Regions from separate parts of the Mus musculus genome. Here region 2 is linked to region 1. Evidence: chromatin loops called from intact Hi-C (ENCODE). Cell type or tissue: gastrocnemius. All regions are shown on one strand. Links, peaks and the distances in the headings refer to the core of each region. The heading gives the core; the rest is flanking DNA.

Region 1 (9,663 bases), core at 781-8,780:
CGCAGGCCGTTTGGTTCAATAGAACTTACCAGCAGATTTGTTTTTCTTTGTTTTGTTTTTTACTTTTTCTTTACTCCTCCCCTTCTGTTCCCTCTCCTCCCCTTCCCTGCCCTGCTATCTCCCTGTCCCGTCTCTCCCATTTCTTTAAAGAAAGTATTGGAATTAAGAAAACAAGAGCTAGGTTGCTAGATACAAGGATCTGTTTGGTTTCCTTGGGCCTAATCTGCCCCCTGGTGGATGCTGTGTGTCTTGCTAGTCTCACAATGGTCTCTCGCCTTCTTGGCATTAAAATCACAGAATATTCTCTTTCTAGCCCTCCACATTATCAAGTAAATTTTAAAACAAGTAGTTTAGCCTTGGCTGAGATCCCCAGCTGGGCATGGCAATGCCGGGCCTTTAGGGTTCCATTGTGTACTGTTTCAAGGTTGTTCTGCTCTGAAACTCTGTTTTTAAAAAAAAATTAAAATTTTTAAAATGTATGTGTATGAGTCTGTATGTTTGAGATCTACCACTGTGTGTGTGTGTGTGTGTGTGTGTGTGTGTGTGTGTGTGTGGAGAGATTAGCTTGTTGTGGTCTTTTTGAATGTGAGTGAACTCTCGAGATGCAGTGTAGTGTCAGGTGACAGAAGTCACAGCAAATGTACCTGTAGGAGCTGCTGACTCCTGGTCATGGTTTAGGTGTTGAGGGAACCTTCAAGCCGTTAAGTAGAGTGAGATTCTCCCTGGGAGTTAGCAGAACAGGGCAAGTCATGAGAGCAGGGGATGGAACAGGAGACCCACACTGACTGGCCGACTCCGTGCTACCTTTGCCGGGGTCGAAGGAGGAGCTTCCTTCTCAGACTGACCCAGACAGACTGGAGTTTCCTGCTTTCAGGAAAACCTCGTCAGACCTGCGGTTCATGTGCTTCCTCAAGGCTTCAGTTTGACTGTGCAGCACTTGGCTTGAGTGACTCCATTTTTGTATAATCTAGTCCTTCCTTCAGGGCCCAGTACAGAGCTCAGTCTAAAAAAATAAAATAAAATAAAATAAAATAAAGTAAAAAATAAAAAAAAAAACATGGGGGCTGGTGAGATGGCTCAGTGGGTAAGAGCACCCGACTGCTCTTCCGAAGGTCCAGAGTTCAAATCCCAGCAACCACATGGTGGCTCACAACCATCCGTAACGAGATCTGGCGCCCTCTTCTGGAGTGTCTGAAGACAGCTACAATGTACTTACATATAATAAATAAATAAATCTAAAAAAAAAAAAAAAAAAAAAAAAAAACAAAACATAACTTTTGTCCTGGGTAAAAAGCTAAGGCTAACTTGTCTGTGTGGCTTCACACCAGGACAATATGTGGTAGGCGGCCAGCCTTAACTAACTGTCAACCAAAGGATGAGTAAATCAGAGGAAGTGCTCAGGGTCTTTGCTTGCTTTGTGTTTGGAGTTGTCAAAAATGGAGCCACTTCTTAACTGGGCCTTTTATATTATGGGATGGTATAAAAGTAACTGGGTTTTTGATCTTTGTTTTTTTTTTTTTTAATTTATTATATGTAAGTACACTGTAGCTGATTTCAGACTCATCAGAAGAGGGCGTCAGATCTCATTACGGATGGTTGTGGGCCACCATGTGGTTGCTGAGATTTGAACTCAGAACCTTCAGAAGAGCAGTCAGTGTTCTTAACCATTGAGCCATTTCACCAGCCCTCTTTGTTTCTTGAAGTGTGTCTTGCTGGGTACTGAGCCAGAGTTGGGTGTTTGGTTAGACAGAGAACATGTGACAGAGGGCATGGTCTGTGACTTACAGTCAGAAGCAGGAGAAGGACATGTGTATGGGTGAGGACTGTCTGGAATGGGACCAAAATCTGTGGAGAAAGGCTCACTACCGAAGCCATGATGTGAGGACTGTTTTAACTTGCTAAGACCTTTGGACATGGGCAGGAGAGATGGCTCAGTGGTTAAGAGCACTGACTGCTCTTCCAGAGGTCCTGAGTTCAATTCCCATCAACCACATGGTGGCTCACAACCATCTGTAATGCCCTCTTCTGGTGTACTCATATAAATAAAATAAATCTTTAAAAAATAAAAATAAAAACCCTTTGGACATAATCTTTTAGACCCTAGAGATGCTCCTTTAGTTAGCTATCAACTAGGAAATGATAGAAATTAGGTTTGATCTGATTTTTATGTTAAGAAAAATGTGTTGTTTTGGAATTTGATGCATAGAGGGCATGCTTGATCAGCAGAGGCAAACAGAAAGGCAAAGAGCCTATGTCCTAGGTTTGGTGATTGGCTCACCGGTGTCTCAGCTTCTCAGCCCTGTCCAGCGCCTGCAGCAAAACCACCCCAGCGAGAAACAGATTGGAGGGGTGCGGTTGAGTAGGAAATGTATTCACAAGCAGGAAGGTGGAACGTAAGGACCAGACATCATCTTAGACATGATGGATCTAGAACACTGCCAGGTAGCTCCCATCTGTCCTGCTAACAGCCCAAGCATCCCCGTGCATGGAGAGTCAGTGCATGCTAGCACCATCTCCTGCTGGTACTCGCCTGCCTCCTTCCTGATTAAAGAGCACATTGCTCCCAGTTCTTTTGAGCCTCACTGCCCTGACACTTTGATTTCGTTTTATGATAATTAGGCATAATCACTCAAAAGTCTCCAGCTGTTACGTGTTTGGGGAGGAGAAGGCATGCACATTTGGTTCCGTGACTTAAAATAAGCCACCCTGATTTCCTCTCCAGCTGTCTTACTCTCTTCCTTAACTCGGGTCTACATGGGGTTTCTCTCTGACCCTGCTCTCTCTTCCCTTCTCTATCTCCCCCCCCCCCCAGGAGTTTTCCTGTTCTCCCAATCCCACCTGGGCAGCTTCTCTGAGTCCTCAGGTATCCTATCTTGATATCTCACATCTTGGGTTGGGTTCTGAGTTCACATCATTTTCTCCCCTAAAATATGCCCTTCCTCCCACAATTCTCCAGCTGCCCTGTCCCAAGGCTGAGGCCTGGAAACTGCTTTTTGTCTTAGAAGTAGATTTGTTTTGTTCTCTCCAATGTAAAGTAAAATTATCAAGTCAAGTACGCTAATTTTATGTATACAGTGCAGTGACTTTTGACAGATGTGGAAACTGTGGTCTGCATCCAGCTCATCACGCTGGTAAGCTCGCTGGTACCCAGATCCTTCCAGAGCCTCTGTCGTGTGCTGCCCCCAGCCCCTGCATCTGGCAGGGGTACTGTGCATGCCATTGGCTATTTCCTCAAATTTTTCCTCTCCTAGCTTGGACTCTACTAAGTCTTGTATGATGTCAGTGCCAGCCATACACGCAGCACTGGTCTGTGCCCAGGCCAGGTATGTCAAAAGGACTGTTACGTCCTGAATCAGGATGATTCCTGTTGTGGATAACAGAGAGCTCAGCCCAGACTGGCTTGACTCACTCGCTCTGCCATCTCAAGCATCAAACAGGACGGTTCTGAGGTTGTTAGATTCAGCTGTCCCAGGCAGGCCTGTGTCATAATCTCTTGGGTTTTGCTTTTGCATCTCATGGGAGGTGTGGTTTGTGGCACTTGCTCTCTGCAGGGAGAACACGTCTCCCCGTCTTGTTGCTGGGAGCTCTCAGAACCCTTGCTAGGATGCTTTTTTGTCTGGAATAATGATATCTTTCTCTCTCATATTCAAGCCTAATGTTTCCAAATGGGATAAGGTACCTTTCATGGGTCTTGATCAGCAGATATTTACTGAATGCCCAAGACACGCAGCCTGGCTTCAGGCAGGGGTGCCTATCATCTGAGTCCTCTCCTCTTTTCTGAATGTAATTAGCTATTTAATCATTCACCATGTACCTGACAGCATACCTTAAGAGCCCCGTACCTTGGCACACACAGGACACAGAGAACTCAGGGGCTCCTGTCTGTCTTCCACCGAGCAGTCTACCCTGCCGTCTCCGATGGCTTCTGCCAGCCCTGCTCATACAACCCCTTCTGCTTTGCGTTCCGTGTCTGTTGGCTTCTTGTTTCCTCTCGCCTCCCCCAGGGTACTTGTTGAACATGGAACCTTCACAAAGTGGACTGGACTCGACTCTCCTCTCCAGATGTCTCTCATGCTTCCCTTCCCATCTCTAGTTGTATTACCTGTGCAGTCTCTGAGCATCCATGAGCCTAGGTAACAGCTGCACCGAAGGAGATAGCTATAGCTGGTCTTCTGGAAGGGACTCTTCAGGCCTTCTGGAGTACCCTCTCAAGGACTTAGCTCTTGAAGGTGATGTTAATGGACCCAGCACACTCACCAGCCATGGGCTGCATCTTCCAATACTGCCTTGCCTGCCTTCTGGCTTTTGCTCCATCATATCTTACCCAGAATCCTCCTGTTTTCTCTGCCAGCCTTATACTTGGCAGACATCATAGCTGAGGCATCCTTTGCATCTCCCTTCGGTCCCCTCTGTCTGAAGTGCTTTGTCCACTTTCTGTTACCAGCTTCTAAGTGCAAGACATCCGTAGGACTTTGAAATCAGACCCTCGTGTTTAGCTCTGAGCCAGGCATTCAACCCTCCTTGCCTGTTTCTGTCTCAGGATAGCTGGGAGGCTGGTCGTGTAGTGCGGGCTTCATCCTTCTGAACACTGGTGGTCTCCTTCTTATGCTCATTGTTTCCCCCCAAAGTACTGTGACTGTGCCCGTTCATTTAACACACACCCGGCAGGTGCCCACCTCAGCGGGTGCTGTTGGAGATGAGGACATGGCTTGGGAACAAGACAAAGTAAAGATTCTTGCCTGTGCAGGGCTCCCCTTATTTGAACAGTGCGGTCTGTCTGTCTCCTGCGTCTTGCATAAGAAGCAGTATATAGGAGGTCAGAAATGGACCTGCCAGCAGGAGAAAAGGCCTCCGCTTCCCTGCAAATCAAAGCAACGGGCAAGTTATAAAATTGAATTTCTTATTTGAGGGTCAAAGGAGGGCATGCAGGCTGTAGCAGACTTGTGGAGGTCAGAGGGACCTGTGGGCGTCTGTTTTCTCTTTGTATCATGTCATCGGGCTTGGTGGCAGGTACCCTTAGCCACAGAGCCCTCCTCCTGGTCCGGCAACAGGGATTTGTACCTCCCTTCTCCCCATTGTCAATGGTGACTTGTTTTAAGGAGTGTAGTGCTTTTGGCAAAGCTAGTTGTTTCAAGACTCCATCTTTCTTTAGAAACCAAACCTTGTGTGTTTTGTGTTTCAGCGGGGAAAGCGGAGCTGGGAAAACGGAAAGCACCAAGCTGATCCTCAAGTTCCTGTCCGTCATCAGCCAGCAGACTTTGGACCTGGGCCTGCAGGAGAAGACATCCAGCGTCGAGCAAGCCATCCTTCAAAGCAGGTAGCGAGCGCATCACCTTTCTCCCTCCCGGGCCAAAGGGCGAAAAGCTTCAGGCTTCCCTTCTGGAACCGAATAGCTATAAATTAGTCGGTCTGTTTCTCTTCCCGGCTTGCCTGTTAGGATCTCATTAAGAGATCTCAGCTGTGAACCTTTCATCCCAGCACAGGGGAGGCAGAGGCAGGCAAATCTCTGTGAATTCAAGGCCAGGTGGGCCTAGAGGGTTCCATGCTAGGAAGGGTGATATAGCGAGCCTTTGTCTCCCCTCCCCCCACCATTGCCCCTCCTGCCCCTCCCAAAATTGAACCGGTCTTGACATGGACTTAGCACTTCCTGCAGCCTTCAGCAACACCTGCTTGGGCAGATGCATCTCCTGGTCCATCCATCCTTCCTCCCTCTGTCCCATCCCATCCCTGTCGGGCCATTATAGGCAGTACTTCATGGTTCTAAGAAGCAGACTGACTGCAGCTGCTGATGGAAGCTCTCAGACACACACTAACCCAGTTGCTGTAGCATTCAGACAGAGAAACGCAGTCAGTGTGAGCACAGGGCATTTGCACAGCCTCACTTGGGACAGATCAGCAGTACCCAGCCATGATCCTGACATGAACTGACAGAAGGCTGTGTGGCTGAGTATCATCTGCTGACTCATTTGGTGTCTGATTAGCGCCTTGTCAGGTTGTACCGAGAGAGACATTACAGACCCCGGATGCAGAGAGCTGACCTGGGGTCAGCAAACTGCAGCCTAGTATAATATCCTGCAGTTTTGTTTTGGTTTGTTTTCAGTTGGAGATACAGCTCAGTGGTAAAATGCTTGCTTAGCATTTTCAAGGTCTAAAGTACCATGCATACACTTGTGTACACACACACACATATACACCTGCACACACACAAATTACACTTAAGTATATATGCCTTTAGTTTTTAGCCCTGCTTCCAGCCTGTAGCTCAGCAAGGGTCATCACCCTCCATTTTCAGAGTTCTTCACCCGCCTCCTTCAGCGTTCTTCATAAATAATTTCCTTGGGACCCTGCCATGCTTGCTTGTGCTGTTTCTGGCAACTTTTAGACAACAGAAGCAGCACTGAGTAGTTTCAGCAGGGACCGCATGCTCTGAAAGCTGACAATAGCATCTGGCCCTTTACGGCCCTGCCTGTCACACCCTTGGTCTATCCTGACTCTGTTTAACAGTTGGAGAAGATCTGGAAGATGTTAAATAAATTACCTCCAGGCCATGGTGCAAACATGTGGAAGGCCCAGCATCCAGGGCTTTTCAGATCCTAGATGGGGGGGTCTCTTCTGTACATCTCCCGGGCACTGCTGTAGCCAAGTTCATTTGTCAGAGCTGAGCCATGTGGTCCCCTTAGCTGTGCAGCTTCCTCTCCCTGCATAGCTAACCATCTTCTTAGTCTCTCTCATTCTAGAGGATGTTCAGGAGAAGCCCGTCTCAGCAAGTGTTTAGAAAAGCCAACTCTTCTTTAAATAAACAGAGTCAGGCTGGACCCTCCCTGGGCTGCAGATTCCTTCCATTTGTGTGTATTAGCGTTGGCCCTGAGTGATGCCCTCTTGTCCTCTGTCCACAGCCCAATCATGGAAGCATTTGGCAATGCGAAGACAGTATACAACAACAACTCCAGTCGCTTCGGGAAGTTTGTTCAGCTGAACATCTGCCAGCAGGGAAACATTCAGGGAGGAAGAATTGTAGATTGTATCCTGTTTCGTTTCATGGCTGGCTTTGTATTTGGCCCTGACAGTGAGAACTTTGTTCTCTTACTGTAAGGGGCCCAAAAGAACGTGAAATACTTGTTTCTCTAGCTCAAGGGTTCTTTTCTCTTTAATATCATTGCATCTGGCCTGTTAGTTACTTTACAAGGTAAATGATCATTTTTCCTTTGGAAATGTCTCAGATTATGCCCATAGTCTAGATTCATCGCTTATTATCTGATTTCTGTTGCTATAATGTGATGTCTGACGGGATACTTGATAGGAAAAAAAAAGTATTTATCAAGTTTTGCCTTTTAAAAAAAAATAGCCGTAAACCAGAAAGTAGTGATACATACCTTTAGTCCCAGCACTTGGGAGGCAGAGGCAGACAGGTCTCTGTGTTTGAGGCTAGCCTAGTCTACAAAGTGAGTGCAAGAACAACCAGGGCTATACACAGAAATATAAACAAACAAACAAATAAAAAAATAAAGATTAAAGCAGCTTTATCTTAGGTCACCGTTTAGGCTAAGATATTAATAAGTCAAGTATTCTGGCTCTGGTACAAGCCATCTTGCTCCGTTGTAGCATGGTGGTTAGCGTCCTAGATGGCCGGCGGGGGCATGCCTGAGAGGTCACATGCCAAGAAGTTAGAGGAAGAGAGAACCTGACTGGGCGGACTCCACCCTTGACTGTCTCAAGAAACTGACATGCTTGTAAGATCAGCATTAGCATAACTATAGTAACAGTGACCTAGCCACCTTCTCTTGGGCCTCACCTTGTGTGAGGGCTCTTCCACATGGCCCCTTGGGGCTACATTTAAGCCATGTCTGCCCTGGAGCAGCACTAGAACCAAGCACTAGTGTTCAGTTGGGCACCATGACATTGGGCCTGGGTTTAGGTGACGTGGGCTTTGCTTGTTTGGTGTCATTTGGCACCAGTAGCAGCAACGCAGACAGATGAGTGAGCCACAACTCAAGCAACCAGGCCAGCACACTGCTCCCCACCCCCACCTCCATGCCACCAGTATCTGTTTTCTTCCTTGACCTTCCATTACTTCTCGAATGAAGATTTATTAGAAAAAGTAAGTACTCATGGCTCAGTTTTCCTATAATGACAGTTTTCAGAGATTGTTTTGTATTAAGTGATAAAAACATTTATATATATATATATAAATTTGGTTTCTCCTCACAGAACCGAGTAGTGAGGCAGAATCCCGGGGAGAGGAATTATCACATATTCTATGCACTGCTGGCAGGGCTGGACCAGGGAGAGCGAGGTGAGTGACGAACAGGTTCAGCAGAGACAGGGGGGTGGCAGCTTGTCTCCTGCTCAAAACACACTGTAGATGGCACCTCAGCAGTCCGTGATGTCCACCAGTTGCAGTAAAATGTGTGAGTGCAGCGGGTGTACCAGAGATGCCGGCTGAGGTCATCTGAGGATCACCCCAGCACAGGGGAAAAACTAGCAGCAGAGAAACCTCAAACTATTTGTAATCTTAGTACACTTTGAATGTAACGGATATTTGTGAGACATATATAATGTAATGCAAGCAGCTTTATTTCTGTGTGTGTGTGTGCACATGTTTATCTGTGTTTTCTCTGTACATACACATGTGTCTGTATTTTTGTATGCACGCATGTAAACTAGTGAGTTCCCATGTTTGTGCATAGAGGCCAGAAGGTGATGTCAGAGGCACCCCCATTGCTCTCTGCATTACCTTTGGAGCCAGGATCTCTCACTGAACCTGGACCTTGCCATTGAGTCTGTGCTGGTTGGCCAGCGAGCCTGGCGTTACAAACTCACTACCCCATATGATATATTCTTTTAATCATTTATTTTTGCTTCATGTGCACTGGTGTTTGAGGGACTCAGATTCCTTGGAACGGCAGCTGCAGAGGGTTGGGAGCCGCCACGTGGTTGCTGGGAATTGAACTCACGTCCTAGGGAAGAGCAGCCAGTACTCTTAACCACTGAGCCATCTCCCTAGGCAAAGGTTATACTTTTAAAACACACCTAGGTGACAGTCATTTCTAAGTGTGTGCTTATTTTCCTTTATTGTCCTACTAGAGGATAGCCTGAGAGCTTCTGTGTCCTAAGCGAGCCCTCCCACTTAACCATCCCTAACCGAAATGCTTGGCTTTTAGAAGAAAACAATAAAGCAAGAGTCTCGTTAATGGGTTCTCTATGGTTCTGCTTACTTTAATGAAGTTTTTATTTCCCTGGGATTTCTAAAAAGTAGCTCTACCAGCATCTTAGTGTGTGGTCATTTGGGATATAGACTTGGGTGTGTGCTCTAGTTATTAAAACCAGAATAGAGTCTTCAGTGTACTCAGGTAAATTACAGTGATGTCTTCTGAATTTTGTCAGCTATACCAGCCGGGCACTGATGTCGCATCTTTCTTTGTCTTTCTGTAGAAGAATTTTATTTATCTTTGCCAGAAAACTACCATTACTTGAATCAGTCTGGGTGTACGGAAGACAAGACGATCAGCGACCAGGAATCCTTCAGACAAGTTATCGTAAGTTCAGTTTTAAAAATGTTCTCCTGATAAGAGTAGGAGTTTCATTTTTGCTCTTAAAAAAAAGGGTTGTTTTTTTTTTTTTTTTTTTTTTTTTTTTTTTTGGTAAGGAAAACAGAAATAACTA
Region 2 (9,663 bases), core at 541-8,540, 83 kb before region 1:
GGAGCAATGGCTTCTAGCAGTGCGTGCTCCACTGGGAACCTAGGCAGAGCTTGTGAGGGAGTGAGGTGCTGGTGAAGGCCACCTGATCCACAGGCTTGGGGCTGTCCCTGTCTTTCTCAGTCCTGTGCTGGGACACTGACCTGCCTGCTTCCTTCCTGTGTGTTCTTGAGCCAACTTGCTGTGTCTCCTCCCTTGACCTCTCTTCTTGCTTCCTTCTCCTTGTAATCAATCAGGCTATGCAGAGATTGGCCCTGAGCCCTGGGGGGAACACCCTGTGTTACACTCTCGCCACCAAAGTTGAATGCCGAAGTCAAGGCAAAGAATTTCCCAATGCACCAGTCTTCTCTCTGGGTCACCCCTGATTTGTATGAAGAGTGGGCACATGTTTTTCTGCATGTGTGTGTGTGTGTGTATGTGCCTGCATATGTGGTGTGTTTGATGTCTGGGCAGCAGGTCTGTAACAGATGAAGACTTTTATTTAAGTCTGTCTGTATAGTTAAGTCTAATATGCGTTCAGTCATCCCCTGGTGTGTGTGAGAGATTGGTTTTAGGACAGCCTTTTTGTCCCCCTTGGACACCAAAAGTGATGGTGCTTAAGCCCCTTCACATAACTGTATATAACCCCGTGTTTATAAAATGTACGTGTTGTTTTCACGTATGCTCTTTAGGTTGTCTTAATTAGAAGGGTCTGTTTTTCACCTATAGTAGGCAGAACGATTGACGACAAAGGGCCAGCTGTAGCTACTATAAATGTGCCTCTTTTAGGGTTCCTGTCACTATGAAGCATCTTGGGGAGGGAAGGGTGTATTTGGCTTACATACACATTGAGGAAACCAAGGCAGGACCCCTAACTGGGTGAGAACCTGCAGGCAGGAGTTAATGCAGAGGCCGTGGAGGGATGCTGCTTACTGGCTTGCTCCTCATGGCTTGCTCAGCCTGCTTTCCTATAGAGCCCAGGACTACCAGGTGTGGAACCACCCCCCATCAATCAATAATTAAGGAAATGTTGTATATATTTGTGTGAAGTTCAGTCTTATGAGGGCTTTTCACAACTGAGGTTCCCCTTCTCTGAGGACTCTAGTTTGTGTCAAATTGACATAAAAGCCAGCATAGTGTGTGTGTGTGTGTGTGTGTGTGTGTGTGTGTGTGCATGTGTTCCTGGTTCCTGGCTGAGGCAGCCATAGCTGTAGTGTAGGATGGGAAGTCTCTTACTAAAGCTGTGTACCCGAGGGCTTTTCCTCAGATCTGGTGAACTCAGCCCTTGCTGTAAAGACTCAGAATCTTCAATAGGCAGCGCCTTGTGTTGCTTGTATTTTTCTGAGAAGATAAAATTCAGAAGGGCACCTCCCCGCCGTTTCCCACATTCTTGTCTTGGTAGGATGGGGTCACCAGGATACTGTTTTGACTGTCATAAGATCTGTGTTTCCTAAAGGTTTTTGTAAGTCGGGCAGCATCTCAAACGTTGGTGCCAAGTTCAACTTCAAGGCCCTGAAGGTCAGACACAGCCGGTAAAGTTTTTGCATTAGTTCCCTGCAGACCGGGAGACCCAGGGAAGGTCTCCTTTCTCTCCCAGTGATAAAGCTTTCCCAGCTGTAGCAATTTCCTTCTGGCCTTGGGGCAGCTCTGGTAAATTAACCTTCTGTGTGGTAGGTTCTAAAACCATGTGTCTTCAGACTCACTTGCACAAGCCAGAAAACCCTTTTGTCTGTGAAACAGAAGCTAGGATTCCCCTCCTCAGCACCTTGTTTGTCTCCAGCTGACCTCAGGTTTGCTGAGTCAATTCAGGTGACAAGTCCTGATCATTCGCCTCCACCTCCAAGTGCTGCTGTTACGGGCGTGTCACACCTGGGAAGTGTGGCGGGCAGACACTCTGCGCTAACCTACATCTCCAGTTTATTATTATTTTTTCCCTCAAGAGATCAGGAGAAAGAGCATGTCAGGAAACTGTAGGGTTATTTTTTTTTTAAAACCAGTGTGCAGTTCATACTTGTTGCTTCAATCTGCCCATCTGATGCTTCTTGTTGGCTTTGCCACGGAAGTGACATACAGCTGTCTCTCCATCTCCGGGCTTTTAGTCTACCCAGATCTTCAACAGGGTTGGACAGAGTGGACTTAAGGAAGTTAATTGGTGGTTTTAATAAAGCCATTCTGGGAAACAATCCTGCTCTCACAAATGTGAGATTTAAAAATAACAGATGGTCTGCATTTAAATAAACTTCGCAATGATGAGCGTCAGTGAAGGCTATGATGCCCGGTAGTTGTTCATCTTAAGGAGTACAGATTTTATGTTTTACAGCTGCCTTGGTGGGTAAGAAGAGTCTGCAACCATGAGGACCAGAGTTCACTTACATAAAAAAAGGCAGGCATGGCAGTGTGTGCCTGTAACACCCATAGGTGGAACCCTAAGATCTCTCTGATTAGACAGCCCAGCCAAAATGGTGAGCTTTGTTCGAGGCAATAAGTTGGGAAGCCATAACGGAACACCTCCTGTCCTGCTCTGGCTTGTGTGCGCACTCAAGTCTCTTGAGAACCCACAGCTCTTCTGGAATCTCCCCTAGCATGCACGGGTTTGAAAGCAGCTGAAATCGCCTGGGTGACCAACTCCAAGAACTGGCTGCTTAGGTAGCAGCTCCTACAGCCTTGGTGAGGATGCCAGGGATGGACTGGTGTTTGCTGCCATCCAGGGTGGTCCTTCACCAGTGGGAGCCGCTTCTTCAGTCAGGCAGACTCAGCAATCACAGTGAATCACAGTGGCAGCGGCTCCTGATCCAGCCGCCTTCTGTCTTAGGTGACTGCTTGGCTCTGCTCTTGGGCAACTGCCTTCATGCAGGGGTGGGAGGTGGGAGATTTGGGAGGGGCCGTGACAGCTAGCTTTCAATCAGTCACTTCAACCGCCTGTACTTTACGGCTTCTGTGAGAAAACCAAACCAAACCATAAAGAAGTACTTTATAGAGATTTAATATTCAGTTAGCAATTTTTTTTTCAGCTCACTTTTTCTAAGACTAAGTTACAGTTGTGTTTTTGAGAATGATAGCAGTTCTCAATCTGGAGTGATTTGCACTTTCCAGTTTAGATTGCATTTAGCAATATCTGAAGACAGTTGTGGTTGTTAGCACAGATGTGGGAAGGGATTGCTGGTATCTGCTGGGTAAGATAGATCCATGGATGTGCCAAGCATCCCGAACTGTACAGGACTGTGTGACGGTGTGCACTAGCTTGGTCCAAATGTATCCTGAAACCCTACTCTTTTCTGCTTTGATCTCTTGCTCTCTCAATAAAAGCATCCCGCTAAAGTAATTTCCCAATCTCCCAGAGTGTTTTTTCTGGGGCGTATGGATTATATAGTCTTCAGACTCTTATTAACTTTAATATTATTGTTCTATGTGTTATGACAATATATTTTTAGATCAGTGGATACCCTAATCCTCTTTACTTCTAAACTGGTTCTTGTTATAATTGTGAGCAGGTGAGCTATAACATTATTTTTATCTGGATCTTAAGGACACAGATTTGGGCACAGCACATCACCAATCTGGCAAGTGTTTTCTGAGGGCTAGCAGGGGAGCACCAGCAAGCTCCATTCTTCTCACTCGAGTTTTGTTTTGTGTCGTGTCGTTTGTTTGTTTTTGCTGTTTGCTTATTGTAGTTACTTACCAAACACCTCGGTTACCAACCCTGACCATGTAAGAGGCAGGCATTCAAGTGTGGCCAGTGAGCCCTGTTGGCAAGCTCCGCCCCTTGGCTTTTCCCCTCCTCTCCGGTTTGATGAGTAAGTGTGTGATTTTTCCTTCTGCTTCCTTCTCCCCAAGCATGGTTTATTGCTGGCCGGCCGGAGTGGTAATGAATCACTTGGAAAGGCAGCTGACTCTCTCTCTCAGCAGCACTCTTGTGTGCTAAAAATAAGAGGAAGATGATTCCCAAGTTCACACCCACATTCACTGCCGAGTTCACACCCATAACTGCTTTCATCAGGTCCTCAGGCCGGAGGCAGGCAGACTTAAGCTGGAGCCTCTTAAGTTTCCCCATTTAATTTGTGCCTTAGTGGGAGTTCTTTCTGTATTTGTCTCGGCCTGGTTTCTGTTCACCGGAGAAGACTGTAATAATTCAATCTCACTTTAAAAAAAAAAAAAAAAGATTGTGTAATGTGTTTGAGTGTGCGAGTGCAAGTGAGCGTGAGCGTGTGTGTGTGTGTGTGTGTGTGTGTGTGTGTGTACATCTGTTTGCATGTGCTGTCGAGGCCAGAAGAGGGCATTAGATTCCCTAGAGCTTGATTATAGGTTATGAGTCACCGACATGGGCACTGGGAACTGAATTCGTGTCCTCTGGAAAGGAAGCAGGTGCTGTAAACCCCTGAGCCATCTCACCAGCCCCTTAATCGGATATTTCCTGACGTCACAAGGTGCTATAAATGAGATTGATACCTTTTTAGATAAACCGTAGAATCACATATTTTGTATATCATTTGTGTTTTAGATTGGTTTCCTTTATGTTGCTGTGATAAAATAGCCTCACAAACGTAACTTAGTGGAGGGAGAATGGGGGGATTTTAAACATAGGCCCCAGAGGGATGGAGCCTGTTACGGGGAGGAAGGAGAGAGGGAGTGCAGACGCAGGACCTTGGCTGATGACGTTGTATCCACACCCAGGCAGTGGAGGAAGCTGTGCTATCAAACTTAAAACCTGGTCCCATTGACAAATGTCCTCTTGAAAGGCTCCACCTCCTAAATGTGAACTTTCCTAAACAGCAGCTGAGGGCCAAGGGTTTGCACATGAGCCTTTGGGGGGATTTTATATTCAGAGCACAACAGATAAAATTAAACTTAAAAACAAAACAAAACAAAACTCCTTGAATCCAAGTAGGATATTTAATTTTTTTAGACCAAGAGTCAGCAGACAGCTTTTGAATCAAAATGAGTCTGCCTAGAGGATGCTTTCTGGAGGACTGGCTGACCCAATGTGGAGTTCAGATCTCTGGAGATAGTTCATGCTGGAAGTCTGGGGTTGAGAGGTCGCTTCAGCCAGGACATCTTCACCCAGGCTGAGACTGAACACTCAAGGACCACACCGTTCAACCAAAGTGCGACATGCCCCAGGGATTGACTTTCTAGCCTTGTTAAATCCAGGCCAAGTGATAAGAAATGGTGTAGTGCTTCCCTTCAGAGATCATGGAGATCAGTGCTGGTTATTGGTACCCTGGGACCTCTGCCAGGCTCCGAGGCTAAGGTGTCAGCGGATGCTTAGATGGTTCCCGCTCCTTGTAGTTACTACGTGACGGGGAGTTAGGGCAGCTGGGAATGCCAAGCTCATTCCATTGATGAACTGTCACAGCTTGGAAAGTCCCTCAAGTTGATCTAGAAACCACACATCTTTTAATAAGTAACACCAGTCAGAACAGAGGCCATTCAGGAGGATCTGTTTGGAGATGTTCTGCAAGCTAAGTCCTTTATATGAAGTGTCTCACTGAATGAACACTCTGCATGCTGGGTACCCTTGCTTGCCCCAGGTGGATCTGAACTCTGTGTTTGAGAGGGTTTAAGTGCCTTGTCAGATCATAGAGCTCTCTGGAAGCTTCTAGTCTTTTGTGTCCTCCTCCTGAGCCCCAGTGTGTTGATTTCTTTGCATTCTCATGACCAACTGGATTGCCAGATCCAAGGACCGATGGCACACCCACACTGTCTGGGGCCTTTTTGTGTGTGTGCTCTAGGATCCCATCCTAGGTGATGGGTCTATGCCATAATGGGTCTCTGCCAAGATTATTTGCATAGCTTGGGTTCCAGCTGAGTCTGTTTTGTCTAGGACTTCTTCAGATATCTGAGGCTAGACACTTCATTTACAAAGAGGCAAGACAAACCAGCAGACTCAGCACAGAGAGCATCTCAGCAGATCAGTGCTATGGATGGGCTGTGTAGCAGACTTCCCTGCTCCTAAGAGATGATGGTCCTGCGATGTGTTGATTTGCCTGTTAGTAGGCCACTGTCTGATAGACTTAGCCATATTGGGGGTCAGGCTGTCTGATGAGATGAATGGCCCCACAGGCTTGTAGGTGTTCTGGTAGAATCTCATGGGGGTCTTTGGGGAAGTTGTCTCTGAGCTGGTAGTGAAGAAAGGCCACTTCAGCGGGTAGGAGCAGCAGACACAGCTTGGCAGTGAGTGGGCTTTGTCAGTCTCTACTGCCCATAAGTCTGGTAATAGACCATGTTCTTTGCCTACTTCCTATTGTAACTCTAGCAAGAACTTTATCTTCAATATGTGGTTCAGCTCCCAAGAACCTCGATGCCACTTGAGGCCTCTGTTGTCAGTAGCCGATATTCCTTAGCGTACTTGATCCGTTTTGCAGTGGAAGTCGCTCTTGCTGGGTCACTTCTGCCCGGGAGGATCCCACGCTCACTAGGAGTGCTGTGTGCTCTCTGGTCTTAACTGAGATCGTGTAAGAGTTGCCAGCGTCCACCCATAGGACCAGGAACATTTCCAGGTATCCGTTGCCTGGTGGTGTCCCTTGTGTTGTTGTTGCTTTTCTTTTTAAAAGGACTTTATTTATGTGTGTGTCTGTGTGCATGTGTGTTTTTGTGGGTACCTGTAATTGCCAGAAGAGGGTGCATCACACAGAAGTTGTAGGCAGTTGTTAGCTACCTAGTGTGGGCCCTGAGACTAAAAGACTTGAATCGTCTGTAAGAAAAGCAAATACGTTTAACTGCTGAGTCCTCTAGCCCTTTTTGAGTGGGTGTGTATATTATCTATGTACATGTTCACATGTGTATACACGTGTAGAGGCCAGAAGTCTATGTTGGGTGCCTTCTCTTGCCCTCCACCATATTTTTTGAGACAGAGTTTCTTACTGAACATAGAGCCTGCCAACTGGCTAGGAAGGCTGGTCAGTGAACTCCAGGGATCTTCCTCGGCCCCCCTCCCCCATGCTGGCACAGGGAGCCACGTTACCAGCTAAGCCATTTCCCCAGCCACCATCCTGTCCTGTTTTCTACCACCTCAGCAGCTGCATCCAGAATTTATCTTCGCCTTCTCCCACTGTGTGGTTGGACTTTGCTTTGTCTATGGTATCTGGGACCCGGACTTCTCCCTGCTATGTATCTGAATTGACTACACAGCTGTCCTCACAGCTGTAACTTGCAGAGGAGGCCTGGTTCCATGTCTGCTCTCGTATGTCATGTTGCATACCTGCCCACTCCTTCCAAGCCCATGGCCCAAGGCTGGTGCTACTTGATATCAAATCATCTTTCCAGGCACCTGAGGCTCTGGCCTTCCACTGTCTGTCCCCATCCTCTGGTCACAATGGTGGCATGACTTCCTGTCCTTCAGCTGAGCATGCAGCCTGTGGTGCAGTTTTTCAAAAGGTAACCTTTACTCGTGAACTCAAGTGTCCAATCTAGGGTGAAACTTGGAACGTGTTTCACAGCCGTGACTTTCAGGTGGCCAGCTGCCCAGGGAGAGGCACATGGCTGCAGTCTGAACCGCTCACAGGCAGTTCACCTCCAGAGTTCCAAGAATTATAGCCTGTGCCCCATGGCGCGTCAGCAGAGACATTACTAAGACTCATGATTGTGATATTCTGTGTCCTCTGTGTGTGCACATATGAGAATGCATGTATGTGTGTGTGTGTGTGCATATATGGAGGCCAGAGGTCAACTGCAGATGTGTCTTCCCTTGGTGATCTGCACCTTGTTTATTGGGACAGGGTTTCTCAGTCCTTAATCCAGGCCTTACCATTTCTGTTGCAGTGGCTTATCACTGAGCCCAGGATGCCCCATCACTGCCCTCCCAGTGCTGGAGTTAGAGGAGACAATCACCTACCACACCTCACTTTTGTGGGGGTCCTGGTGATCTGAACTCAGACATTCCTAGCGCCTCCCTCCCATTTAGATCTTTAAGATACATTGGCAAGAGTTTTGAGATAATATGCATAGCTTTTTGTGCCTCTCTGAGATGATGGTCCTGTACATCCTGAGGGTGAGATGGTTTTCTTCTTTTCGGGGAGACCGAAACTGTTTCTGTGCAGGTCTGATGGCCATCAGTGAAGAGGGAAGTGCTTTGAGAACTGTAAGCTCTCTTCTGGACAACTTTATAGAAACCAAAGTGAGGGAGACACACACCATCCCCTCGCCCACCCCCCTCCTGCACACCCCCTGTTTATTTGAGAAATAAACAGAATTTCCTTATGTGGTTGGCAGGTGGCCAGCGAGTGTGCCTACAGCTCAGGAATCATCAAAAACAAACTAACAGAAAAGGCCTGACTTGCTGGAGGCTGTAATTCAATCTGAGGGAGGTGTGTGTGTGTGTATGTGTGTGTGTGTATTTGTGTTCACCCACACACGTGCACGTGCTGGGGGCAGGGTGGCAGAGGGTGTCTGGAAGCTTTAACCCTTGGTGCTATAAATAGAACACTTATTTGGCTGGGTCTAATACAGACGTTTGGAATGGAATTTCTCCTGCTATTTGGTGAGAATTAAGGTATGACTCAATGTCCTGTACCCAAGACTGGCCCACATTCGTACCCACTTTCCTTTCGATCTGAGCCAAGTTTAATTAAAAGCAACACTTGACAAGTCCATTAAATAACTTGAAACACTTCCCTTCAAAACCTTACCATGAATGGAGGCATTATACACAAAACAATGCCCCTTTAAAAACCTGAAGTGAGGGCCAGACTATGCAAAGCACTGGATAAAGTGGGGTGGGGAGGGTGGCAAATCCTGCCCCACACAAGCTGAACCAGGAGCCCAGGAGGGTGAGGGAAGTGAGCCAGGCTGTGTGCAGTAGGGAGCAGTGGGGACTGTGGCAAACAGACCTGGAGAATTAGAGCTTTTTGTTGCAAGGCTTTCTAGGTTCCAAGAAGAGGCGTGATGTGGGTGAAGTGCCCCAAATTGTGTGGCACTGACAGGTAGGTAGTACAACAGGTTTTGGTTTTTAGTGAGCCGCAGACACTATCTGCCTAAAGTTTACGCAGTTTGCACGGGAGAAAGGAGTGGCTTGGGCGGTACTTGAGTTAGCTGTAGTTTTGCCTGTAATATTGCTTGCGGCGTTTGCGACTGTTTGGAGCTGGGACCCACTTCTGGGTTTGGGGATGGGTCCCTGTGCTGTCTGGAATTTTGTCACCTTCCTTATGGCACCGAAACTCAGGTCACCCGTGGTTAGAAACTGGATAGCTCTGTTTTGAAGGCGGGAATGTTATATTTTCCTATTTTAAGAGTTTATGGCCTCCCTCCCTTTTCTAGAGGTGGGAGGTTTGGAGTGACTTCAGAGAAGCAATCAAAGCAATCGCAGAGTGACCACTGCCCCAGCTGAAGGTCACTGTGACTCCATGCACAAGCCCAGGAGTCTGGCCCAGCCTCCATGTGTGTGACTAGCAAGCACCATGACCTGGGTTTTATGTTGATTTCAGCACTCATCCTAAGATGCTGGTCTGTAGGAATGTACGGATTTTCTTGATGTAGCCTCACAGAACATTCCAGAGTCATTTTTATTGGCTTCAGTTTGCAGTTTTGAGTGATTATTACTGGTCCATTCTTTTTTTTTTTTTTTTAAAGATTTATTGTTATATGTAAGTACACTGTAGCGGTCTTCAGACAGACCAGAAGAGGGCGTCAGATCTTATTATGGATGGTTGTGAACCACTATGTGGTTGCTGGATTTTGAACTCGGGATCTTCG

What was found. Peaks named below come from ENCODE experiments on the same cell type or tissue, not always from the same donor. Only the 100,000 strongest peaks of a DNase experiment are listed, where the experiment ranks them.
Region 2: a loop joins it to region 1, with 2.7 times the contacts of the local background. A loop is called at or near these places in 5 of 42 quality-filtered maps.

Annotation. Positions count from the first base shown.
Region 1 is chr15:25,716,988-25,726,650 of GRCm38, forward strand. Myo10 (myosin X) reads left to right here. Exons shown (of 41, transcript NM_019472.2): 5 at 5,183-5,317; 6 at 6,897-7,021; 7 at 8,085-8,098; 8 at 8,209-8,293; 9 at 9,433-9,536. Among named protein-coding and RNA genes, the nearest start is that of Myo10, 99 kb to the left of the region's middle. In gastrocnemius, for the core only: no CTCF peak of the experiment used is centred there; no DNase peak of the experiment used is centred there; H3K27ac peaks cover 141 bases.
Region 2 is chr15:25,634,124-25,643,786 of GRCm38, forward strand. The region is part of intron 1 of Myo10 (myosin X); the gene reads left to right. Among named protein-coding and RNA genes, the nearest start is that of Myo10, 16 kb to the left of the region's middle. In gastrocnemius, for the core only: no CTCF peak of the experiment used is centred there; DNase peaks (open chromatin) are centred at 3,761, 5,191 and 8,244; H3K4me3 peaks cover 853 bases; H3K27ac peaks cover 4,397 bases.